3 separate regions of the Homo sapiens genome follow, and all the other regions are linked to region 2. A link is a loop called in an ENCODE intact Hi-C map of the cell type or tissue named here. Cell type or tissue: PC-3. All regions are shown on one strand.

What was found. A loop is a pair of places that touch in the nucleus more often than their neighbours do. Peaks named below come from ENCODE experiments on the same cell type or tissue, not always from the same donor. Only the 100,000 strongest peaks of a DNase experiment are listed, where the experiment ranks them.
Region 1: a loop joins it to region 2, with 5 times the contacts of the local background. A loop is called at or near these places in 3 of 110 quality-filtered maps.
Region 3: it touches region 2 in a loop (5-fold over the local background); 4 of 110 quality-filtered maps call a loop at or near these places.

What each region holds. Positions count from the first base shown.
Region 1 is chr10:109,425,750-109,433,749 of GRCh38, reverse strand. No RefSeq gene overlaps it. Among named protein-coding and RNA genes, the nearest start is that of XPNPEP1, 490 kb to the left of the region's middle. In PC-3, a CTCF peak has its summit at 6,122 (motif pointing right); DNase peaks (open chromatin) are centred at 2,719 and 3,409; H3K4me3 peaks cover 574 bases; H3K27ac peaks cover 2,890 bases.
Region 2 is chr10:109,770,327-109,778,326 of GRCh38, reverse strand. No RefSeq gene overlaps it. Among named protein-coding and RNA genes, the nearest start is that of XPNPEP1, 150 kb to the left of the region's middle. In PC-3, a CTCF peak has its summit at 4,323 (motif pointing right); no DNase peak of the experiment used is centred here.
Region 3 is chr10:109,451,066-109,459,065 of GRCh38, reverse strand. No RefSeq gene overlaps it. Among named protein-coding and RNA genes, the nearest start is that of XPNPEP1, 470 kb to the left of the region's middle. In PC-3, no CTCF peak of the experiment used is centred here; a DNase peak (open chromatin) is centred at 4,175.

The DNA.
Region 1 (8,000 bases), 340 kb after region 2:
TACAGACACATTTTTTAATAATCATCCTGTGGAACTCTTTAGTTCAGAAATTTCATTTAGAGGACTGATACATTTGTTCTGAGTCATTCCATGCTATATAAGAGTGCAAGGAGAAAGCTGTGCATAAATTTTCAGGACAGTGCCTGGCTCTCATTTCTGAAAGAACTAATGTGGTGTCATAGTCTATAAACTGGGGGTACTGGGTAGTTAGTGATAGAAAATATTGCTCAAGAGATTGGTGCCTGAGCACAGAGAATAGGATTGGAACACAGGAGGGGAACTAGAAGCCATACAATAGTGTCAGAGTAACAAGGAGTGTGGCTAGAGAGTGAAGGAGCTTAGTGGTCAGCACTGAACCTTGCCTTTCTAGAAATCCTAATAAGAAGAATGGGCTGGTCTTAGTTAAGCTTCACTAGATTTGGGGAGGAGAACAAGGGAAAGGGGTGAAAATGAATATTTTTTTTTTCTGCTAGAAGCCTAGTTTAGCATAGAGTTAGAGCAGAACTGAATCTGCAGGTGGGAGACCCGTGGGCTTAGTGGTGGTGGATTAAAGAGATGAAAAGCAAAGGAAGTCAGGCAGAGGGGCTGGACTTCTCTTTCCACCAGACATACTGCATTACTGTGTGAGTTCCTTTGCCGTTATCTATACTGAGATAGAAAGCAGACTGTAGGCTCATAGGCATGTTTGCATGGTCAAGGGTTTCAAGAAAAAAGGAAATATTGGGTGGATTTAATATATTTAGATGGTTATCATTATATAATAGTAAAATAATAAACTTAATCATGATTAGCATTTATTAACTACTTCTGCATGATGCTCACTGTGCTAAAAGCTTTAAATTAATTATATCCTTTCTACAAGGCTATGAAGTTTTTAGTACAGAAATTCCTGTTTATACATAAAGAAACTAAGGCCTGAAGAGGTAAAATAATTTCCCATGGACAGACAGCTACTGAGTAGCACAGTCACAATCCAAACTAGACAACCTGAATTCAAAATCTATATACTTAATCTCCAGCCTCTGCTATTACCCCATTGATGATATTGCTGATAGCCAGTTGATGCCCCAGGTTTATCAGGTGCAGATTCTGAGGTGTGAGTTTTGGTTTTGCTTTATTTTTTCAACTTCAGCTGCATGATAAGGATTAGCCTTGAACCCAATATCTTGTTGTTTTCTAACAGTACAGCTGTTGCCCTGTGGTTTGGGGTTGTGTAAAATTCTCTGACTTTTATGAATAAGTCTAATGTGCTGGGTATCTTGCCCAAAGTCCAGCTGGCATGACGCTACTCAGTCTATTAGGCTAAGCTGCTCCCCATGATGGATAAACTATGGTCCTAGCTTATGACTTTGGTAAGCAAGCGTGGTGAAAGTTCAGACTATTCAAGCTGTGGATCACTGTGGAACTTTACCATGGCTGATACTGAGTAATCATGATTTCCCTTAGGAAATCTCTTCACCCTCTTCCTTAATGAAAATGGGTTTGTTGAGATCACTTATCTTCTGACATGCCATCCACTTCAGTACCAGTTATTCTGGGAAAATTTTTATTTTAAATAATTACTCCTCTGTGCACTTATCCAACTGGCTTCTAAAATTCATTACCAATGGTCAACATCAGATCATAGCAGATAATAAAAGGGAATCTCTTACTTTATAATTCAGTTGGTAAAATGAATAGAGCATAAATGAGCGTAGAACATAAACTTGGTTTTTCTGGGGTAGAAATGACATGTCTGTCATGATGAGGATGTAATCTTGGTGCTTCTTAGGAAACTGGGACTTTAGAAATGAGTTTAGTAACTATAAATCGGCTGTCACTTTAAAATAATTCCCAGAAAATGGTTGTAATTGTATTCACTTGATATAAAAAATTCTTAGAATATGGTAATCTTTAAAATTTTATGGTATTTCTTTGTTGAAGTAGAATTTAGGAATTACTATAAGCCAAAAAATATTAGATACTTCTACACTTCCATCCAATTGCATAGAATGTCACTTACACTGAAAAATATGTTCTAATACATTTTGCTTCAAATCTTTGTTTTCTCCAGCTTGAGATATAATTGAAAAATAAAAATTGTATAGATTAAAGGCAAAAAACATGATGATGTGGTATACATATACATATTACCACAATCAAATTAATCGACATATCTATCACCATGCTTTTTAAGTAAATAATACAATATTAGTAACTATAATTACCATGTTGTACATTAGATCTATAGAATTTATTTGGCTTATAACTGAAAGTTTGTATCCTTTGTCCAATATTTTTCCGTTCCCTGCCCCCACATGCTGGGCCAGCCCCTGATAGTCACCTACTAATCACTTTATGTTTCTGTAAATTAGACTTTCTAGATTCCACACACAATTGAGATCATATGGTATTTGTCTTTCTGTGAATTTGGAAAAAGAAAATTATTTACTGAGTAAATAACTGAAATTAATTACATAGCCTGTCTCATTCTAAAACTTATTTTTTTTTGCTTTTTCCCATTATATGTTATACTGTATCTGACATAAAGTAAATAAATTTATATCACGTTTGTAATAACTTACATTCTGCCTACTTTCTAAACAGAAACAGGTGTGGTGTAGAAATTTGAATAAGCAGGAAGAACAGGGTGAGAATGTGTCAGTTGAATAGATTTAATTTGGAGTTTCTAAATACCACATGATACAAAGCAAACTTTAGGATGACTAAACTTCCCAGCAGGTTTCACAGGGGAAAGGTCTAATAGTCATTTCTCTTTTAATCACCATACCTTTTTAAGACATTCATAGAGAAAGATCCTGCCTTGATATCAACCGTTTAAACCACCCGGGACAGTTTTTCTACCACTTTGTCACAAGTGGCCACATTCATATAGAAGTCAGACCATTCATTTCTTGACTTTTAGAAACTCTTGAGAGTGGAGATTGTGAGTTTCCAATTTTGATTCTTTAGTACTTGGCATAAAACCTGAAAAAATAGTTGTTAAGTACTGGGTGCTTCAGCCCATGGATTTCTGCAGACTCAGTAGTCTTTCAATTCCCAAAGATGAGCTTGTCCCTCTTTCCTCGCTTACATTCTAAAAAGCCCCCAGAAACACTTGCCTGATGTTAAGGATGGCCTGCACTTTCTTTCCTGCCATATTTGCTACCTCGCTCCAAGGGCTTATGAAACCTGCTTAGACAGTCATTTCAGTATTTGTTCATTCTAAATTCTGTGGAGTACTTCCTTAGCTCTGGCCTTAAACTTACTGCTGTGCCTCACTTTTCCTGGCTTTTAGTCTAGCACTTGATTTTCTTTACTTAACATTCGTTTTATGGGAATAGAACTTACTTCAGAACTTTTGTTCTCTCTCTTGCCTTCTTAAGACTGAAGTCATTGGAACCTCCTTTTCCGGAGCTTTCTGGTGAGTAGGTTTGAGTCATTGCAGGAATGTAGGTTTGCTTTGGAGAGAAACTAATGTTTGCTTCTGGAGGTCTGGCTGAAATGCACTCACTCTGGGCAGTGTTCCTGGTGGCTGCCTGATCGTTGGAATATTATACTTGCTTTTACAGTCTTTTTCTCATTCACAAATAGGGCCTGTTATATCAAGGTTACTTTCAGTTCCCTCATTTCCACCCCAACATAGCTTTGTTTTACACGATAAGCTTTTGTTTTTTTTAAACTTGCATGAATATAAAGATTTCACCCTACAACTTTACCCTCTCCATTAACCTATTCCCATTCTCCCTGCCTTCCCATCAGAACTATTTCTGTGTGGGTGTTTGCTGACTCTGCCCTCACTCTTGCCTATAGGTGCGTATGGATGAGAATATTTCTGCTGATAAGACAATGACTTTGAGATGATGATTTGTCATCAAGGTCTTCATAACATTTCATCTTGACTGTAGAGACTCACTGAATATCATCTGAGCCTCTGCTGTGGTTGCTGCCCATACAATAAAAATGAATATTATTATCACCTGAATAAAATGGTACATATGTAATGATCTCAAAAGGCCTTGAAGGTGAATAGCCTTTGAAGAAAGGGACAAGGTCATTTTGAGTTAATATGGAATATTAAGTATATCATTGCTGAATTTGGAAAAAGAAAATCATTTCAGTCCAAGATAGACATTGAAGAAAGTTTGTTTAAAAAGGCAGGTCACGTATTCTACTGCAAGCTCACTGCTAACAAGGTTAGAGTTAATAGATTGTTGATCCATTTAGTGTTTAGTAGCAGGCTAATTTTTTCATCAGCTATGCAGTTGGGCATTTGTCTGTTTCAGAGGCCAGTCCAATAAACACCTTTCATTTGATATTACTTTCTAATGTCTTGAAGCACATGCCTTGGATGCAGTAAATTCTGTGCATTGCTACAGTCACCATGGGGCATTGATATTCCTGCCATTTTAAGCACTCTTTTTTTCTGAGGTTTACTTTTCTCTGTCCCTCAGGAGACTGGTAAATCCTTTCTAGTGTGGAAAGGCTTGGGCTTGCAGGCATGGAGATAAGGGTGGAATTTGATTGTATCGTCCCATGCTAACATTTGCTCCACTTGACTAAGGTTCTGATTATGTGGGATTTTATTCAATATTGTGATGAGGAACTTGAAATAGTACTTTGCCAGTTATCTTCCTGGTGCCCAAGAACTTCTAATCTTTGAATAATAACAGAGAAATCTTGTGATAGTACTTAAGCCTTGAAGTCCTTGAATTTTGAAGAAGAAAATACTAGACTTAGAAAGAACGGACATTAAACTCCAAGATACATGGATGTGTGTGTGCACACGTGCATCTGTATGTGTGCACATGTGCATGTGTATGTGTGCATTCTAGGTTTCAGTGAAATTAAAGCCATGTTATTTTTTCCCTGATTTCTATTGATAAATAATTGAAAATCTTTTTAGTAAATGAAATGAAGATGCTTAATCTGCTGCATCTCCTATGGGGATCTAACACTCTTGAAAGGCAGCATAGTGCAGAGTTTGAAAGTATAAACCTTGCAGGCAGGAGCCTGTGTTAAAATATTGCCTCTGCCACCAGGGAGCTGTGAAACCTTGAATAAGACACTAGATAACTCTGGTTCTGTGTTGTTTTCTGGAAAATATGGAAAAATAATAGTTTTGTTCATAGAGATTTCAGAGAATTAAATGAGGTATTATATGAAAAATGTTTAAAACAGTGCTTGGATAACTCCTTGGGAAAATGTCAGGCTTTTGCTTCTAGGGCTAGATATTTTTATTGCTATCAGCCTAATATTTACTTCTTTTCACTGTATCCCCCTTGATTTAAATGATTTCTTCCCCCTTTTCTAACTTTACTGCTTTCTTGTCTGAATTCAGTGATTATAAGTGGCACTTATAGTTTTTTTACCCCAACAATTGTTAGCAGAAAGGTATAAAGACACAGTTACAAGCAGAGATTGTCACCCTATTTGGTTCCTGTGGCTGGATTTCATTAAGTCATTCAACTAACATTTAGTGGATTTTTTCTTTGGGCTAAATACTGATGTAGGTTTGGGAATATAAAAGTGAAATATGCAACACTTAAATTTGACCATTATTAAATTCAAAGAGTTTATAATCTAGTTTGAAAGATCATAATTGGTATGTTGTCATCTATAAGAGACTTTGGAGACAAATAAAGTCACATTAATGTTTAATGTTGAAATCATAATGAAGGTGATATCCACTTGCTTGTTAGTCCTCAGCCTTCACTTTCTGGCCTTAAGAATCTCCTCACTTAATTTTAAAAGTCCAAATGGGGTCTGTCACACTTGCCACCCACATATTCCTGCATTTCTGAGTACTCTTTCCAATGAACCAGAGCATTAATTCAAATGATGCCTTTTTGTTTTACCCAAACAATTTACACTCAGAATGTCAGGATACATTGATTGTAAGTTGTGATTCCTGCCCCTGATAGGGACCCTCTAACCTGCTTATGACAAGGACTCTTCATTTCTCTGCCCTGTTCCCTCTCCACCCAAATTGTTCCTCTTTTCCTTGTGTGTCTGCTGAAATGGTGAGGAAGGCAGAGTCTGTTATCTTATACAGAGGATGGTGGTTTCTGGAGTTTTGAGAAATCAGAAGTATGGAATGAACAGAAGGTTATGGAATTGAGGGAATCCAGAAAACCTTCCCAGGAGATGGCAGCACCGTGTTGAATAATGTAAAATGTCAAGGAAAATCCCTTGACTCTGGGTGGCAACAATGCCACCCTGTTGGAATTATGTCAGGCAGTGATATTTTTACACGGTACCATTTGAGTCTTACATTTTTCCCATAACTTAATTATCTATGCAGTAGTGGAACAATTAGGATATGATTTGTGTATGGAATCACAGAGGGATTAATGTGACATTTGGCAACTGTGGTGCAGATCATAACACACAGATCTTTTTCCTGCTTAAGGAGTAGTTATCTCTGCTACAGAAGAGACTTGGGAGAAGAACCTGTCTCTGCAATTCCAAGATACCTTCATCACCCTTGAAACAGCTCATACACCTCATTCCATGGTTTTCAGGCTCCTCTTCATTGTCTCAGGCTTCCTGTGGAGCAAATCTTAGTCTGCTAGATGCCAGATGAGTTGGGGCTTAAAAAGCACTTGATGTAACCTCAGCTACCACCTCACTATCACTTAGGACCTGTGAGCAGCAATCCCCTATGGCCGGTGGCTCCAAAATACTGCTTTCTTTTACATCGTTCATGGAAGATAAAGATGGGCAAGCAAACTAGTCATTACTGCCATTAGGAAATAGGCTTTCAAGCCAAAAATAAAGGGGGCTATTAGAACAGTGCATTTTTCTGGGTATCCATTTCAGACGAGTCTGGATAAAGCCTTGCAGACATTACTATAGGGAACAATTTCACATTATCTCTAGGGCTGGATCAGGTGACCTGTCTGTAATGGGCCCTTTTTTCACTCTACTCTCTTCAAAAATCCTATTGTGATGGAAATGGCCTGGCCAAATCTGCTTCAATTGCAGCCAGACTTCAAAAGCCATTTTTGTAACTGCTTTTTATGAAAGTATTTAAAGGTGTAATCTCCAGATAAATTTCTCCATTTATCTCCCTTATAGAAATAGAAATTATTAATAAGAAAGAAATAATTAGTCCAATGTATCCCTTATACATGCCATTATGAAATCTTGCCTACCTTGGATGTTTTAAATACATTCTGCATGTTTCCATAATTATAAATACCCTCCTGTCTCTTTTTTTCCTGCTAAGAAAAAAATATCTCTAGAAAGCACTTATCGAAGGCTTATAATCAAATGTGCAAATAATATGCTTAGAGAACATTAAAATAGCTCTAATAGGTTGGCAATTCATTTTTTTCATTATATATGATGAAAAACTTGAATAGCAGTTTTTCTTAATGCTTTTACCATAAAGAATAAAATTCCACACTAATGTAATTCTAAAATTTAGTGTTGCCTGTACTTTTCATAAAACAAATGAACAGGACAGCTCTTGTGTAGGAGAGAGCCTGGGCTCAGTAAGACGTGAGGGACTAGACAATCTGAAATACTTTCCTCCTCTTTTAGAACTGGCAGGAAACCAAGCTCCTTCTTCTCCTCTCTTGGATTTAATAAAGAATATATTTCTGTAAAATAATGAATCTCTTTAAAAATGCTGTTGAAGAGTCTGTGGGACTCTTGATTTGGAATAGAGCCATTTCTCTTTGTTCCTATGGGTCACTGTGTCAAGTTTCAATGATCTAGAGATATGTTAAGCAAGGTAATGAGTTCTCCAGGGTCCTTGAAGCAATAGGACTAGGCATCAGCTCTAGTTCTTTCTCAGCTGGGCGTGATCTGCTCATGTTGGCAGTATCCAAACTAGCCTAAGTACCATGCAGAGCAGCTCAGAGTCCTCCCTCTTTGAAGCAGTAAGGTTAATATGTACAGCACTGTGAGGACAGGGCAAAATAACACTGAGTTGCATCTATTTGATGAAAGCCAAAGAAGAGCCCAGGGAATTTTGAGCAAATCTTGATTATGTTTACTCGCGGAACTATAGT
Region 2 (8,000 bases):
AAGAAGGACTGAAATAGATGTTAATCTGTGCTTTGCTACTACCTGGCCAAATGACCTTGAACGAGTCATCTTAACTTTTGTGATCACTGTTTCTTCATCTATAAAATGAAAAGATTACAATAAATGGACCAACTTGAAGGCCCTTATTGGCTCTAACATTCTAGGGAGACATAACACACAAACCTCAAATGCTAACAGAAGAATGGAACTTTTCTAGTCCAATGGGGAATTTGGACATGACTAATGTAAAGATCATTAGAAGTTGGAATAATTATGACATGATCCCCTTCATGAAAAGAAGTCTCATGCATGGGGTTACTGTGTGCAAAGCTATTACACAAGGCAAGAAGAAGGGAAAACAGCAGGAAAGCAAAAAAAAAAAAAAAAGGACTTAATCTATACAGTAAGCATAGAGTAGTGCTAAGCACTTGGTAGACATTATCTTATGATTTTCACAACTCCAAGGTAGATATTATAATCTTCACTTGGTAGATGAGAAAAATGAGGACTAGGAAGGTTAAATAAATTGCCTAAGGTGGCCAGGCATGGCAGCTCACGCCTGTAATCCCAGTACTTTGGGAGGCCGAGGTGGGTGTATCGTGAGGTCAGGAGCTCCAGGCCAGCCTGGCCAACCCCGTCTCTACTAAAAATACAAAACCCGTTTCTACTAAAAATACAAAAATTAGCCAGGCATGGTGGTGGGCACCTGTAATCCCAGCTACTCAGGAGGCTGAGGCAGGAGAATCGCCTGAACTCAGGAGGCGGAGGTTGCGGTGAGCTGAGATCATGCCATTGCACTCCAGCCTGGGCGACAAGAGCAAGACTCCATCTAAAAAAAAAAAAAAATGCCTAAGGTTGAGTACATTGCCTAAAATTATAAGATACACCAAAAGCAAGTTGTTTATATCAGATTCAAATTCAAATCTTTCTGATTCCAAAGTTTCTACTCCTGAACTCTATTAAAAACAACAACAACAACAACAAAGCTGTATTTAAAACATGACAAAAAATCAAGAAGAAATTCCACTCCCCCATACTTGGATTTACTGCGGATGTTAATGCAAGTGATTCTACAAAGGATTCAGACTGATAGTCAATAGGAGAGAAATGCTGCCTCATTTTTTAGAGTATGGGAGGCTCCTGAAGGAGATGGTCTTCTGAGAGCCTTTTCAAGTTTCCATTATTATTGCTGAAGTTGAGATGGAAGGAGCTGGAACCCTTCCAGAAAAGGGAAAATTGTCAGGTACCAAGAATCCAGGGAAGCCTCTCTGTGCCTCTCACATGTCTGCTTTGTTCTGTTCACCTGCTTTATTTCTCTATGTCTACAGATGGGCTCTCTTTGCCGGTAGTCACATGGTAGAAGGGGCTATGCCACAGCTATCCAGATCACATCCACAGAGGTAACTTCTGATGTCTATCCCCATCAAAAGAATTCCCATTTGTCCAGCTTGGGCAATAGACTGTGGTAATTACTACTGTTGGTCCCAAAGAATTATATATCCATAGTATTTGCATTGCCTCTTGGTGGATAGATGGCAGTGAAGAGACTGTTATAGGATGTTGGGAGAATGGTAATTCATGTGCTGGCAAACATTTTGTGAAACTATTGCCTGTGGAATATGGAAAACAGAAAGTGTTCTAAATGAACTTGAGCATCAGGTTAGTCAGTTGGAAGCAGAATTTGAAAGTATGAGCCAGTCGCTACATGTACATTTGATAAAGTAGTACAAGAAAGGGATTAGCTCCAGGAAAGAAGGTTTATGAACAGTTTCAGATGAATATAGAGATTCCAGAGATTCTGGACTTTCGTGGTTGGAAAATGAAACTGCTACTGTCTCAAAGGCATGGCCATTAGACCACAGCCTTAGGACTGAGACCCCATTCAGAGCACTGCCATCAAGAAACAGTATCAGAGCAAATAAAAGTCACAGGCTTTGTTAACACTTCTGAAAAGATCGTGGGGTTACTGAGTAGAGAAAAGGCATTGTGAGAAATATTAGGGATGTTGTCCCATCCAAGCCCCACAGAGCAGATGCTTCCCGTACCCCACCCAGATTCCCTCGACCAGGCTGATACACTTAGGCCTCAGCTGCTGCAGGTGCTGGCTGCTAATGGCTCACACCTGTGCTCTTACATACATCCTTGCCCTTAGCAGACTCAACGGGTCCTGACCTCCCTTTGGCCTAATGCCTCACCATCCACTGGCCTTTCCACAAATAATTCCCAATGATTTCAAACTTAGATTAAGAATCAGAATTTTAAATGGAAGCCTAAAGCAGCGCTAGAAGTAAAATGGTCACTAAAGTATAGAAAAGTGGTCCTGCTTTATGTACATATTGAATATATGAAATCCCAGAACTATGTCATAGTTCTACAGCGTTTAAGCAACTTCACTCCATGTGATGTAGATAAAAATAATACTCAAGTTGCAGGCATCATCCTTTCCCCCATTTTCCCTGATATTTTTGCTGAAGTTTGAATGAGAATAGGAAAAGTGCCGAATACTACATTATACAGAAGACTTATGAGAAAGCTAGCTCACAAAGCCCCAGTGACTATAACAAAAGGCAACTGATAAGAATAGCAAGAAAGGGGAGTCATTACTGCCCAAAATATCTTGACAGGTGAATGTGGCTGACCTTCTGATGTAGAGCTCTGAAAATTGTAAAAATTGTGAAAATTGTAAAAATGTGCAGCTCTATTCAATCTGAAGTAGCAGCTTTTTTAAGTTCTGATTATGACACAGGCTCCGTGGCTCTATCTCTGCATTTCTTCCAGTAGCAACTGATGTGGAGGAAGGCCATTGCTCCCAGGAATGCCTTAAGAAAGGACTGCCCAGGGCCATCTCAATCTGGCCCTGAGTATCCATGTTCTCCAGCCTCCTATCTCATGACTTTCCCCCCAGGTACCATCTTCACTCCTGTCTTGGTTCACTTCCTAGTGGGCCATGAGTGCACTATACCACGCCATTTGCCCATCTTGTCTGTGGTCAAATCATTCTTTAGTTCCAGAGATATGTAATTTAATTATTATTATTTTTGAGACAGTCTTGTTGTGTCACCCAGGCTGGAGTGCAGTGGCGTGATCTCGGCTTACTGCAACCTCCACCTCCTGGGTTCAAGCAATTCTGGTGCCTCAGCCTCCCAAGTAGCTGGGATTACAGGCGTGTACCACCACGCCCAGCTAATTTTTGTATTTGTAGTAGAGACGAGGTTTTGCCATGTTCGCCAGGCTCTTCTTAAACTGCTGACCTCGAGGCCTGCCTCAGCCTCCCAAAGTTCTGGGATTATAGGCCTAATTTAGTTCTTTAAGTGAAGCAAAGTGATCCCTCTTCTGAGCTCTCTTGAAATATTGCATGCACATTACAGCTTTTCTGATGGCTTTGCATTGCATGTAAGATAAAATAATCCTGTCCCTGGCTTGCAGTGTCCTGAATTATCTGCTTTGGCTTCCTTTTCATGCATCCTTTCATGATTTGCTCCCATGTCTCACAAAGCTGTAGCTGGCTTTTTTCCATTTCTCTAAAGCACAGAAGCCCCAGGGCCTTTGTCTATCCCTTTCTCTTAACCTAGAACTGGTCTATTTCTATTTTTCATTTGTTTAATTTCTACTTATTCTTCTGACAGCTAATGACACTTAGATGCAGCCTTGCAGAGTGGTTAGTAGTATGGACTTCATAGGCAAAATGACTGGATTTATATCTGACGTCTACCACTTACAATGTTTGAGAAATTTAATTTCTCCAAGTACCATCATAAAATTAAACAGAGCAATTAGATAGAAAAATCCCAAGCCCCCCAAATCTATGATAAACATTTACAATAATTGATAAGGTATCTCCATGAAAGCTAAATATGAGTAGGTAGGGACAAACCACTGATCCTTCAAGACCTGAATGGTATCAAAGCTGTACTGGTGAAAGCAAAGGAAAACAATGGGGTATCTAATGTATGTCACAGTCCCCCAGTCAATCAGACAGGTTTTCACTGGAAACCTCAGAGGGCCAACCTGAGAGCAACTGCCAAACTCAGAATTTTGCAGACTCTGCTAGCAGTGTGTGCAAGTGGTCAGATCTGAAGGGGCCTGAGAGTCTGGACCTTGCGAATGCTTTAAACTAACCAGACAAAACTCCCTTTTAAGACAAAGCTCCACAGTGAGTAGGAACTGCTTGGAGTAAGATTCAAAGTGAGCAGTACGGGGTCAATAGAGATAAAGAAAAAACAAAGTTTACATGAAAGGAGGGGAGGAGTCCAGAGCTAGGAGATTGTCAGGAAGGAAAACATATCATGAACACTTCACAAGAAGAGCAGAAGAGGGAGCTCTAGAGCCATGAAGATAGGAAGGAAAATAACCAAATTTCATATAAAAATGAGCAACAAAAAGGATATAAAATTCCATAAAAACATGTCAAAAATTAAAAAACAGAAATAAGGAGTGCAACAACATTCCAACAAACAATTAAAATGTGCCAGAAGAAACGTGTTTACAAAACTGATGGGAACACATTCTCAAGTGTAGAAAGAAAACGGGAGGAGGAGCTTGCCAGCATGGAGATGCGTCTGCTAGAGAAGGCGTTCTGGGAAGGGGATCACGAAGGAAGCTGTGGGTCTTTTCTAATCCTTTCCCTCATGGAGAAGCAGGCAGACCAAGCTGGGTCCCATGTTGGCCAGAGGTTTAGTTCCAAGAAAGTAACTGGCAGCCATCACCATGCAAGAGAATGCAGAGCAGGGAGCATGATCTTGCATGGATGATGGAGCCAAGACTCTAGACTAGAGCAAAGAGCATAAGAGCTGAGCAGAGTTCAACCAGGTCATAAACCAAGCAGCGCAACAGCCAACAGGAAGTGATTCAGGAAGGTGTCCACAAATGGCTTTGAAACCGTTTCAACCTCCATTGAGTGGTCAACCTATGTGCAGCCTTCAGACACATCAAGCTGGTTTAAAGTTACAGAGTGTGTGACAACATCCATGGATAGATTAATACCTAAAAAGGAGGGAGGGTATTTTGGAGCAGAGCAAGGATGCCAGCATAGCGAAGTTTTAGGATTTGGAATGGGTAAACTAGCCTAATGAGGTTGGTCTATAGCAGAGGTCTCTGCTCTGAGCACCACCTCATATCCTTCCATCTCACTCACTCTAGATCTCCCACTTTAGAAATTACACAGCCTCGTTGTGACTTTCAATCCTCTACCCTATTACTTTTCTGTATTCTCACTATGCTCAGGTCTTTCTTTTTCTTCTCACCCATGTAGGTTCCTTGGTTCTTTCTGTTCACTCACTTGCAAACCTCATGGATGTCAGCCCCTCATTCCATTGTACTCAAAGAGCAACACTGACTCTGGCAAACCTCTCCATAGGTCTATCATTGCCCAATATCTTTTTCCAGCCCTAACGTTTCCTAGCAATTCCATCTGCTTTCCTGACATTTCCACTTGGATATTTAAAAGACATCTCAATTCTAACTTATCAAAACAACATTGACTTCTCCCCCTCGGCTACTTTTTCCAATCTTTTTCATGTCAATAAACAACACTGCATTTACTAATTAGCCAAGCCCAATCCTAGTTCTTCTCTGTCCCTCAAGAACCACATTTAATCTATCAGTATATTGTGTGGTGTCATTTGCTGAGTCCATTTAATCTATCAGTGTATTGTGTGGAACATACACTGAATCCATTGACCCCTCTGTACCTCCACAAAACATCCCTGGCACAACAGTAGCCTTCCAACATCTTCTAAAGTTGCCTTCTACCTATGTCCATTTGCAAACAGTAGCTGGAGTACTCAATTAGAGTATAGATCAATATAGATCATGTCACTCCCCTGTGTAAAATCCTCCTGTGTTTTCTGATTGTGCTCAGAATAAAATCCTGAATGAAGCTTTCATGCACCTGACTAATCTGGCCAGTTTGCCTCTCTGGCCTACTTATCCCTCCTCCCATTATAGCCTGGTCATACCGGTCCTCTTGGGACAGCTGGAAACTGTCATATGTGTTCTGACATGAGGACCTTTAGGACAAAGAAGGAATGAATCATACTTGCTGTGAAGGAGTAGCGTATGGTGCTGGGGAACCTCTAGTAGGGAGGCCTGACCTCATCTGAGGAGGCAGGGAGGCTGAGATGTGAAGACTAAGCTGGACTGGTGACTATGTGCAGAGCTGCAGAAGAAAGTACCAGATGGAAGGAAGAGTGTGTGCAAAAGCCCTGTGTCTGATGGGATGGTAGTATGTTTGAGCAGGGAGATGAGTGTCACAAGTAGTAGAATATGTCAGAGATCTGGGCAGAGGCCACATCCTTTAGGGTGTTAAAGGCCGTATCAAGGATGCTTTCACTGGGTCCAGCCTACTCATAAGACTGGCTGTCACTAATATTCCACTCTTAGCAATTCATTCTTTAGACTTAGGGCTTGATCCTAACTGAAATGTAAAAATACAGAGAGGAGGACATTCCAATGATATCTGGGTATAAATGATGTCTTTGTGAGTAGATCGAAAGTGGGGTGGCAGGAGGAAAGATGCTTTCTCTTTTGAGAGCCCTGAGGGAAAGACACAAAAATTCTTGGGGCTACTTCTCAATTTCATCCACAGAAGCCCTTGTAGGAATGCCTCAGTGGGAGCAGGAGAACTAAATGTCTTCCAGTTGCTCCAGAGGGCAAGGAACTCACAGATAGAACCTGTGGGTCAGGAAACAGTGGACTCAGAGCTGCCTCTGTGTGGTAAGAAGAACTAGCAGGAGCTCAAACCAGTGTGACATGAAATGTCTGGGCGTTTCTATTTTCAGAACTCACAGGAGAGAGGAAACAGGTATCCCTTAGAGCTCATGAGCATTTGAAAATAAGAATGACATTAGATTTGGGCCAAGTTAGCTGATCTGATGAGCAATTACAGACACATTATGATTCTAGGCAACTTCCTCTCACTCCCTTTGCTTCTTTGATTAGTAAATATTTGCCTTCTTTTTTCTTCTTTGGTTGCATCTGTCTTTCACTTGCTCTCCTGTTTTTGCTTCACTCTCGATCCTGCCTTTCCTCTTATTTTGCAAGTGGAATAGCTAAGCAGCTGCTCACTCTATGTTTCCAAAACCCCAGCTTGACCACCAGCCTTTAATCTCCAAATCTTATTTCTGGCCACAGATAGAAGACTCATGGATTCATGCGTGCACCCCCATCTACTGCAGGAATAGTTGAAAGCTTCTCCCTTTAAGACAGATCTCTCTTGTCCTCCTATTTTCCCCTATGTGAATCTATTTTCCAAAACTCAGCTCCTTTTTAGGCCTTAGAGCTTTTGAGTCAATGACAAAATTTCTTTCTGTTCCCTGAAAACCAATGCCAGAAAGAGGCTGTCCCAAGTGCCCTTGGCTCAGACTCTCCAGTCCAGTGAGATGGGCTGGCAGGAGGCTGACAGCTTCCTTTAATGGGCAGGATGTATTTTCTAGTGATTGATCACTTCCTCCATAAATTATGGATATCTCTGCTGAGGCCAATGAGTTATCAAGAAGCCGTTTGAGCAATAAATCCCTTCTCTACCATTCTATGGGCAGTATAGTACTGGCATTGTTCAAGTCACACAGAAATACAAGGCTTTGCAGGAATGATACTTTCCTAAAAAGCAAATTTTCACTTGTTAAAGCCTTGCAGGGAAGGCTTTGAGGGGACATGCAACTTTAGTCTGGGCAGCCTTGCTTCCCTCAACTCATTTAGGAGGGAGGCCTGGCTGGGATCATAGCAGGCTTGATTTGAACGAAGTGTATGATTTGAAATGAATGACTTTTGGTTCGTTGTTATTTTTTGGCAAAAGGGTATTTATTTGTGGGCTGATGCAGGAGGGATGGGAAAGAGAGAGACTAGGTAGCAGAGGGTTAGGGGAGATCACAAGGGAGTTATTGTAATGGGGACTCTGTAAGACTACAGCCTCAAGCAATTTCCCTTTGGGACCTAGGAGAACAAATGTGGCATGGAATTGAAAATAGATCATTTTCTCCATTTTTGCAGAACCCTTTCGG
Region 3 (8,000 bases), 320 kb after region 2:
AAAAAAAAGATAAAGAAAATATGGGGAATGGAATATTATTCAGCCTTAAAAACAGGGAAATCCTGCCACTTGAGACAACATGGATAAAGCTGTAGGACATTATGCTAAGTGAAATTAGCCAGGCACAAAAAGACAATGCTAGCTATGGCTTAAATGTATGCCCCCCGAGGTCATGTGTTGGAAAACTAATCCTCAGTGCAACAGTATTGGTAGCTGGGACCTTTAAGAGGTAATTAGGTTGTGAAGCTCTGTCCTCATGAATGGATTGATGCCCATATTGTGGGAGTGCACTAACTATCAAGGGAGTGGGTCCCTGGCAAAAGGATGAGTTTAGCTTCCTCTCTCTGGAGCACACTCTCTTACTCTTCTGCCTTCTTCCATGGGATGACACTGCAATAGGATCCTCATCAGATGGTGAGCAGATGCTGGTGCCATGCTCTTGGACTTCCCAGCCTCCAGTACTGTGAGCCAAATAATTTCTTTTCTTTATAAATCACTCTGTCTTTGGCCTTCTGTTATAGCAATGCAAAGCGATTAAGACAGACTAACACTGCATGCTGTCATTTATATGTGGAATCTAAAAATGACAAACTCATAGAAGTAGAGAGTAGAATGGTGGTTACCAGGGGCCAAAAGTGGAATGAAGAGATGTTGGTTAAAGGGCACAAAATTTCACTAGGACAGGATGACTAAATTCTGGAGATCTATTGTACAGCATGGTGTCTGTCATTAATAATAATGTATTGCCTACTTGAAAATTGCTAAAGAAGTAAACCATAAACGCTCTTACCACACACACAAAAAAAAGTTTGGGAGGTAATGCATGTGTTAGTTTGATGTAATCATTTACAATGCCTGCATGTGTCAAAACATCACTTTGTACATCACAACTATCTAAAATTTTATGTGTCAATTATATCTTAATAAATCTGGAGGAAAAAGGTTTGGCTTTTAAAGAAAAACCTAGTAATTTAAAACTCACCCACCATAGATCTTCACCTGAACTTTTTACGTAGCAGTGGAGGGGCTGGATAGATATTATCATATGATTCAGAATTTTAAGTACCGAAGCGGACTTTCTCATTTAACCAACTCCTTCGTTTTACAGTTCCGCTGAGAGATACTTGAGCAAGGATCCTCTACAAACTAGTGGCAGAGTGCTAGAGTTGGTTACCTAACTTCATTTAGGTAACCAACTAACTTCATTTAGTTGGTTACCTAACTTCAGTGCTAGAGTTGAAGTTACCTAACTTCATTTAGTTTTATTCCAAGACATTACAAGGGACATGTCACCAGCTCTGGGCTAGACCTGATGGTGAAGACAAGCTCAATCTTGATGGGTACCTACCTGATATCTATGTGTCATACTCGGTGCCAAGCACATTTCAAAGTACCAGGGCTATAATGATGAGCAAAACTCAACATAGTGCTTTGTCTCATGGAGGGTCCAATTTTATCTTCCTGCCTTCAATAAGTTTGCAGTGTTTTGAGGAAGCTAAAATATATAACTACAAAGCACGCAGAGGATGGCCAATAGGAAAGTGCTCTTTTAAATAAGATAGGGTGCTGAATGAGAGAGGAGTGCTTTAGGAAGCCAGGACCGGGAGCACAAAGGATCAGTAATTAATATTATTTTCTGCCCAAGCCAGGGCATAAGCTGCGCTCTGGGTCAGGTCAAAGCCTCAACGCACAAAGAGTAGGAAGCCTCCAACCCACGGCAAGCTTTGGGATCCCAGAGTGCGCCGGGTTAGAGAACCGGAGCGGAGGCGCCAGCGATTCCATGGGGGTCGTGGCAACTGCGGTGGTGGTGGCGCATCGGGTCTGTCCGCAGCCGGCAGCGGTGCAGAGCGGTGGGGAGAGCGGAGCCTGGGCCCCCAGCAGCTCCCGGCCCCGCGCTGGGTGCTGCTGGCGGTCGCGCCAGGTAGCTGAGACTCCAGCGCCCGCCTGCGCGGCGGCGACTGGCTCAGCACCCGCGGCCACCCCTGCCTGCGCAGCCTACGCCTGCCCCGCCGCGGCCCGACTTGGCTGGAGTTGGGGTCCTGAGCTCCAGCCCCGACAGCTGCCAAAGCAGAGCCCCTCGCTGCCACCTCGGGTCCGGGACCCCCTCTCTGCCGCTATGGCTCCCGGGATGGCAAAAGTTGGCGCCGGCGGTGGCTCCCCAGGTGCTCCTCAGCTGCGCAGCGCTCTGGGTCCTCCGCATCCGGGCGTCTGCGGCGGCGGCTTCTGCTGCTCCTCTGTACCAAAGCCCCGAGCCCCGGGGGCTTTGTCACTTGGGACATCGAGATGAGGTTCTTTCCACTTCTTGGCCTCTTCCTGTGCGCCCCCTATACCAAGCGGGCCAGGGCGAAGACATGAACCGGATCCTTGAGAGTGCCTGGAGCTCAAGAGAGAAACCCCGGCAAAGCTACCCATTTGCAGCTGGGGAGCTGAAGCCAATCAGCGTCACATTTGCTCCGACAGGCGACTCTCTGCACATCTAAGCCTTGGTCCACTATTCTGGTCACAAAAGCAGCAGGAATAGAAGAGAGGTGATGGGGTTGGAGGCAAGTGAATGAAAGGAGAAAAGAGTTAAAGCCCACTGGGTGATCCTAACGTGAATGTGGATTGATGGGGCTTTTGGACTGGGAGGTACCGCACAGGAGCCTTTGCCCATTTTTCCCACTGAAGCGATGTTTCCTTCTGCAATATCTACCTCCATCCCACCGAATCTTTTCCAAACCCCAATCCTAAAAAAATTTCGAAGTGAGCAATATGACTTGTCTCCCTGCTCACATTGGGTATATGTTGTTGAAGACCAGGTAGAGCTGGGTGTAACAAAGAAAAATGGAGATGAAAGAGTTAAATTTTGGCAGGCGGGCATTCTTCCTAGGGACTTTCCTTTTACTTGCTAGACTTTCTGGTGGGCTCATGTTAGACCAAAAAGGCTTGTATATTTAGGGTAATTAGGTAGGGGAGCCCCGCCCCTTATTCCTTCTTCCCTGACAAGGGAGAATTTCAATGGACGATCAATGTCATTAGAGTAGTCCTTGTTTCTGGGCACTGACCAAATGCGAGCTATGGGGAGAGAACTCCCTCTCACAGCAATGGGGAGTGTGGTCAGACCTGGCACTTTCCAGCCTATGGATGAATTATTGATCTTTGGCGTGATCGGTCCTAGGAAGATAAAATATCCCAGTGACAGCAACTCCATTTCCCCCCATTTCTTGATTCCACCAGTGAAGAGCACAAATAAAGACTAAGCCCTCTTCCGGATTTATGGAGAGAGAAGAGGGATTGTGGCATTACAGGAGGCTGAAACTGAGGGAGTGGGTGCCAGTGGGCTTCAGCTAGACAAAGAGTATGTGAAAGGCAGCAGTCTTTGGCCCTTTCAAGGGAGGTTTTAGGTTTTTGAGAAAATGCATCTTGTAAACCAAAGAGAACTGTTATAATTTAAGCTGATCCTGGAAACTTTAACATCCTAACAAAAAAAAAAAGGCTTGTCTGCAGTAGCTGAGGACCATTTTTATAATGTCTCATTCTCCAGGTAATGAGAACATTAACACCTAGGAAGGATACCTTTCATGGTGTTTTAGGTTGGCAGAAACATTGCCAGAGAGGTGTCGTTTTTAGTTGTGCTCATTGTCAGCTTATAATGAAATTTGTGGACATTTAAAATTATGGCTTGCTTTTTCTGAATCCTTTTGGTTCCCAGGCATAGACTGCATTAAGACAAATCATAATAGCAGTTCTGACACCACTGGTTAATTTTGCCTATTTTGAACTTCATGTAAATATGTACTATTTTGGCTATTGACCTCTTTGTGCAAATTATGTTTGTGAGATTCATTTGCAGCTATCCTTTTAACAAGCAAATAGATCTGGAAAAGAGTAATGCATTTATGAATATTTATTTTATTTTGGTTGTAACTTGTTGGCATGGTGTAACAGAAATAAAATGTCAACAATATTTTGTCAAACTCCTATCGTGCACCCAGTCTCTGTGTTGGGTACTGGGGAGACATAGATGATAACAGTAGAAAAGTTTTGCTGTGGGGGTTCTCAGTCTAATATGAGTGTCTTATTAACCAAAGACCATTACATTGTGATGAATGTTACAGAATGAATGTACAAAAGTGATAAGAATGCAGAGCAAGTTTGGGCTCACATTCCCCAGGGCATTGTCACACAGGAGGTAAATATGTACTGATCTTTAAGGATCAGCAACAGCTCATCATATAGAAACTCGAGATGGAAGCTGGGAGGTTGTTACAGGAAATCCTGTGTTCAAGTTGGCTCTGTCAACAAACCTTGAGTTGTGATCTCTGAATTCAGGTTTCTTCTCTGTCCTTGGGAGATGTCCTGCACTATCTGTCCTCACAGGTCTCTGGATGAGCTATCATGAGATGTGGTTATGATGACATCTCCTGCTAATGGCTGCATACAGAGGTAGCTGTCATATTAACTATGAGCAGATTCATCAGTTCTTATTGCACACAACCTATGTGCCAGAAACTGTTCAGAGAGTGGCACCAAGATTGGAAGATGTGGCTCTGCCACTGAGGGTATATTTCTATCTTGTGCTTTTTTGCCTTTCCTGCGAGAGCCTGATGGTTTGTGTGAGAAGCTGAAAGAGTTAGAAAACCTCCAAGGATGGGAAGTGAGTACAGAGCACAAATATCTCCGGTAACATTAGTTTGCAGAAGTATGGCAGGAGATGGGGACGGGTGAAGCAAATACAGCTAAATAGTCCAACAGCCAAAGCAGAGTGGTTTGGAGGAGATTATGGGATCTTTAGCTGAATAGTGAGCGGGTTAAAATCCTGACTTCAAGTTCTGTAGCCATTGAACAAATTAATGCTCCTGAGTAAGTCAGTTATCCCCCGAAGCCAAATGGGACCTTGTAGTTATTAATTCAACAATGTTTGAAAATAACCCGACATTGTTTTTTACTAGCTTATTTAACCATAGGTGCTGAGTGAAGACCATGTAGGTGCTTTGGGTGCTGCTGTGATAGTCAGGACAAGGCTACTGGTTTTGCAGAGATTCTTTTGTAGGGACAGAAAATAACTTAAAGATGAACTTGGGACTCCTAGTTATACGGGTTAATCAATAGAAGTGTTGATAGCAAAGAAAGATGTTGAGAAGATGAAATGAGGTGTTGCAGGATTGATGAGGAGAAATACAAAGCACACCAAGAAATTTCCTGCTCAGTCAGTGTTCTGTGATACAGCAGGAGTAGTATTAAATCTCAGATGACAGTTTGGAAGATGTTTAAATTCCCACTTTAGCTGTTCTAATGCTTGGATACAGAATGTAGTAATTCTAGAAAGTTCACACAACTGAGAATGGTATTTGTAGCTTATGACTCTCTAGCTTACCTTGCTGTTCAGATCTACAGAAACATGTGGCTAGACCCAGAGATGGAAGCCTTTTTGACTGACAGGGGTCAGAGTTTATTATTTGTTGGAAAACCTTAGCAGCCTCGGTGAAATATTCTGTTACCTCAAGGTGCATGGAGTTGTTTGTGTTCAGAGAACATCAAAGTGTGCCTCCCACAGAGTCATTACAATGTGAAGGGAATTTTGTGGAGCTCTTGTTGAGAAACTCTTAGGAACTTGGAAGTTCTGTAATATCACTTCTGAGCCCAATGCCTACCAGTGGATCTACTATGATTTTGGTCTGTCTTACCATGTCAACAAATAAAAGCAGTGGAAAACTGGCTTTGAAAAGTGGTTAGAGTATTTAGTAAAGATCATAGTTTCTGACCATTCAGATGTCAGGCCATAGAGGTTGGAATTAGTACACCTGAGCCCTCTGACAGTGTTTTTCCTCAACTGTAGTTTCCTACACCAACTTTGCTAGGATACTGGATGGTGAAATTGAGGAGGGAGGGAGAAGAGACAGGCAGGCTGGAAAACACATGACTTCTCATCTCGTCTAACTCCATGATCCTTCCCTTCTTGAAAACCATTTTCACAGCTAGGATTTGTGTAAGTGTCCTGTTTAAAATCACTGAAATGAAAGCTTTCATTGAAATAATCACAGTCTGAATAGGCTGTCACTTTTTGTAATCTCTCTAAATCTCATCAAGTAATAGTAGTTTTGCTGTGTTAGAATCCAAGGTGCTGTGTCTTTAGTTTCAACCTGGATTCTACATAGTTAAATTCTTTATTCCTCTTAGTTGGATAGGTTTTAGATGGCTCACCCTCTCTGGCCTGATTCATATCATGGTTAGTTTCAGGGAAAGATAAAAGAAAAAAAAAATAGTACTTTGGTGAGTAGCACTGTTCCGTTGAGCTGAGCTATCAGTGGTATAACCAGATCTCTCCTTAGAAAATAAGTTAAGAACCAGATTCATGTTCATCTTCTAGGGTAATGGAGATAAGAAAAGTGACTTGCCAGTCTTTAACAAACTATATTCTGTGGGACATTAGTAGGTGTTACATGAAACAATAGATGTATTTTTATTGTGGTAGTTGTTTGGACAACATTGGGTTAAACAATGCTTACTTGTTCTCCATTACCTATCATAGATTTTAGTATTCTAATGCTCAATGAGCATTTTCAAATTTATATAAAAATGTGAATTCCCCTTGGCCTCCAGCATTTGCTAGACAAGTCTTGTGTGGAACCCATTTGAAAAGGTCTGGATTATTTTCATGTGTGGGTTTCAAATTAATACATGATTTGGGGACACATTTCTCACTTTTTGAGGAAGACATTATAGAGGGCCATAACCCAATTTTAAACATTTCACTTTTGTGTCCCTGTGAGAAATACTTTTTGTATGGCTGGATTAGGGGACAGAATCAAGGGTGAATGTTCTATGGAGACATTATCTGTCTCAGATGCCACCCCAGCAAGTCTTTGTGTCTGTTCTCCTTTTCTTTGCTGGCACACCATGGTTTGTATTTGAGGGTGAGGAGTGGAGTGACAGTAACAATTGGCACTGTGTCCTTTGCCGTATATTAATTTTCCTAGTCTCCCTTGTAGGTAAGGGTGGCCTTGTGCCCTAGCGGCCAATGAGACAAAAGACAAGCTCTGCTGGGGTAGCCAACAGAGGGAGAAGGGAGACAAACATTTTCTGAAAAGTTTGGAAAAGCTCCCTAATAGCTTATAGTTGCTATAAATAAAACCATCAATGAACCTAAGCAAATTTCTCTAGTCTTATGGTTCAGAAAAGGATAATTCCTGAGAGGTTTGGAAAATGCAAATAGGTCCACAGTTAAATGTTATCTATCTACCTAATTATTCTACTTATGTAACCTATATGTATGTATATATTCACCTACATAGTTACTTATCTTCCCAACCTACTCAGCACTCCAAAAAGGATAATTCCTTTACTGGACCATAAAACTAGAGACATTTACTTAGGCTCATAGATGGTTTTATTTATATTTCTTATTAGGAAGCAGTCTTTTGCCTTGAATGTGCTTGGAGCGGTGGCTGCCCTCTTGTGATGATAAAGGCACAGATGTAAGAATGAGGATGGCAGAACGAATGGACACAAAGAACTTGGATTTTTGAGATGTTATTGAGCTGTTGCACTGAGTTACTTTTTTCAAATTCCTTATTAAGTAAACAAAATATAACTTTATTATTTAAGCCCTTTTTAATAAGCTTTTTCAAAGTTAACTTGTGGTGAACACATTCTTATTGATACATATTTTATTTCTGATATATGCCTTCATCTTATTGTATTTCTCTGTTGTCTGCTGTTGAACTGTGGGTGGCTCAAGGAAGCCAGGACATATCTTGGAATGTTTTGAACGGCATCTGAGCATGCTCATAACTTTTTATTGACTGCAAAAGTAATATCTTGACCTGCTTTGAATTACTTTTCTCTTTTGCTTTGCTCAAGCAGAACAGGAACTTCTATGAATATATGCCCATGTTCCTCACTGGCACCTGAGGCGGGCTGTGTTTATTAAAAATTAAGTCATATACTATTTATATACAGTTAATAAATTAGGATTGTTATTCACTGTACAAAGGTAATTACTGTTGAATTAAACTGTG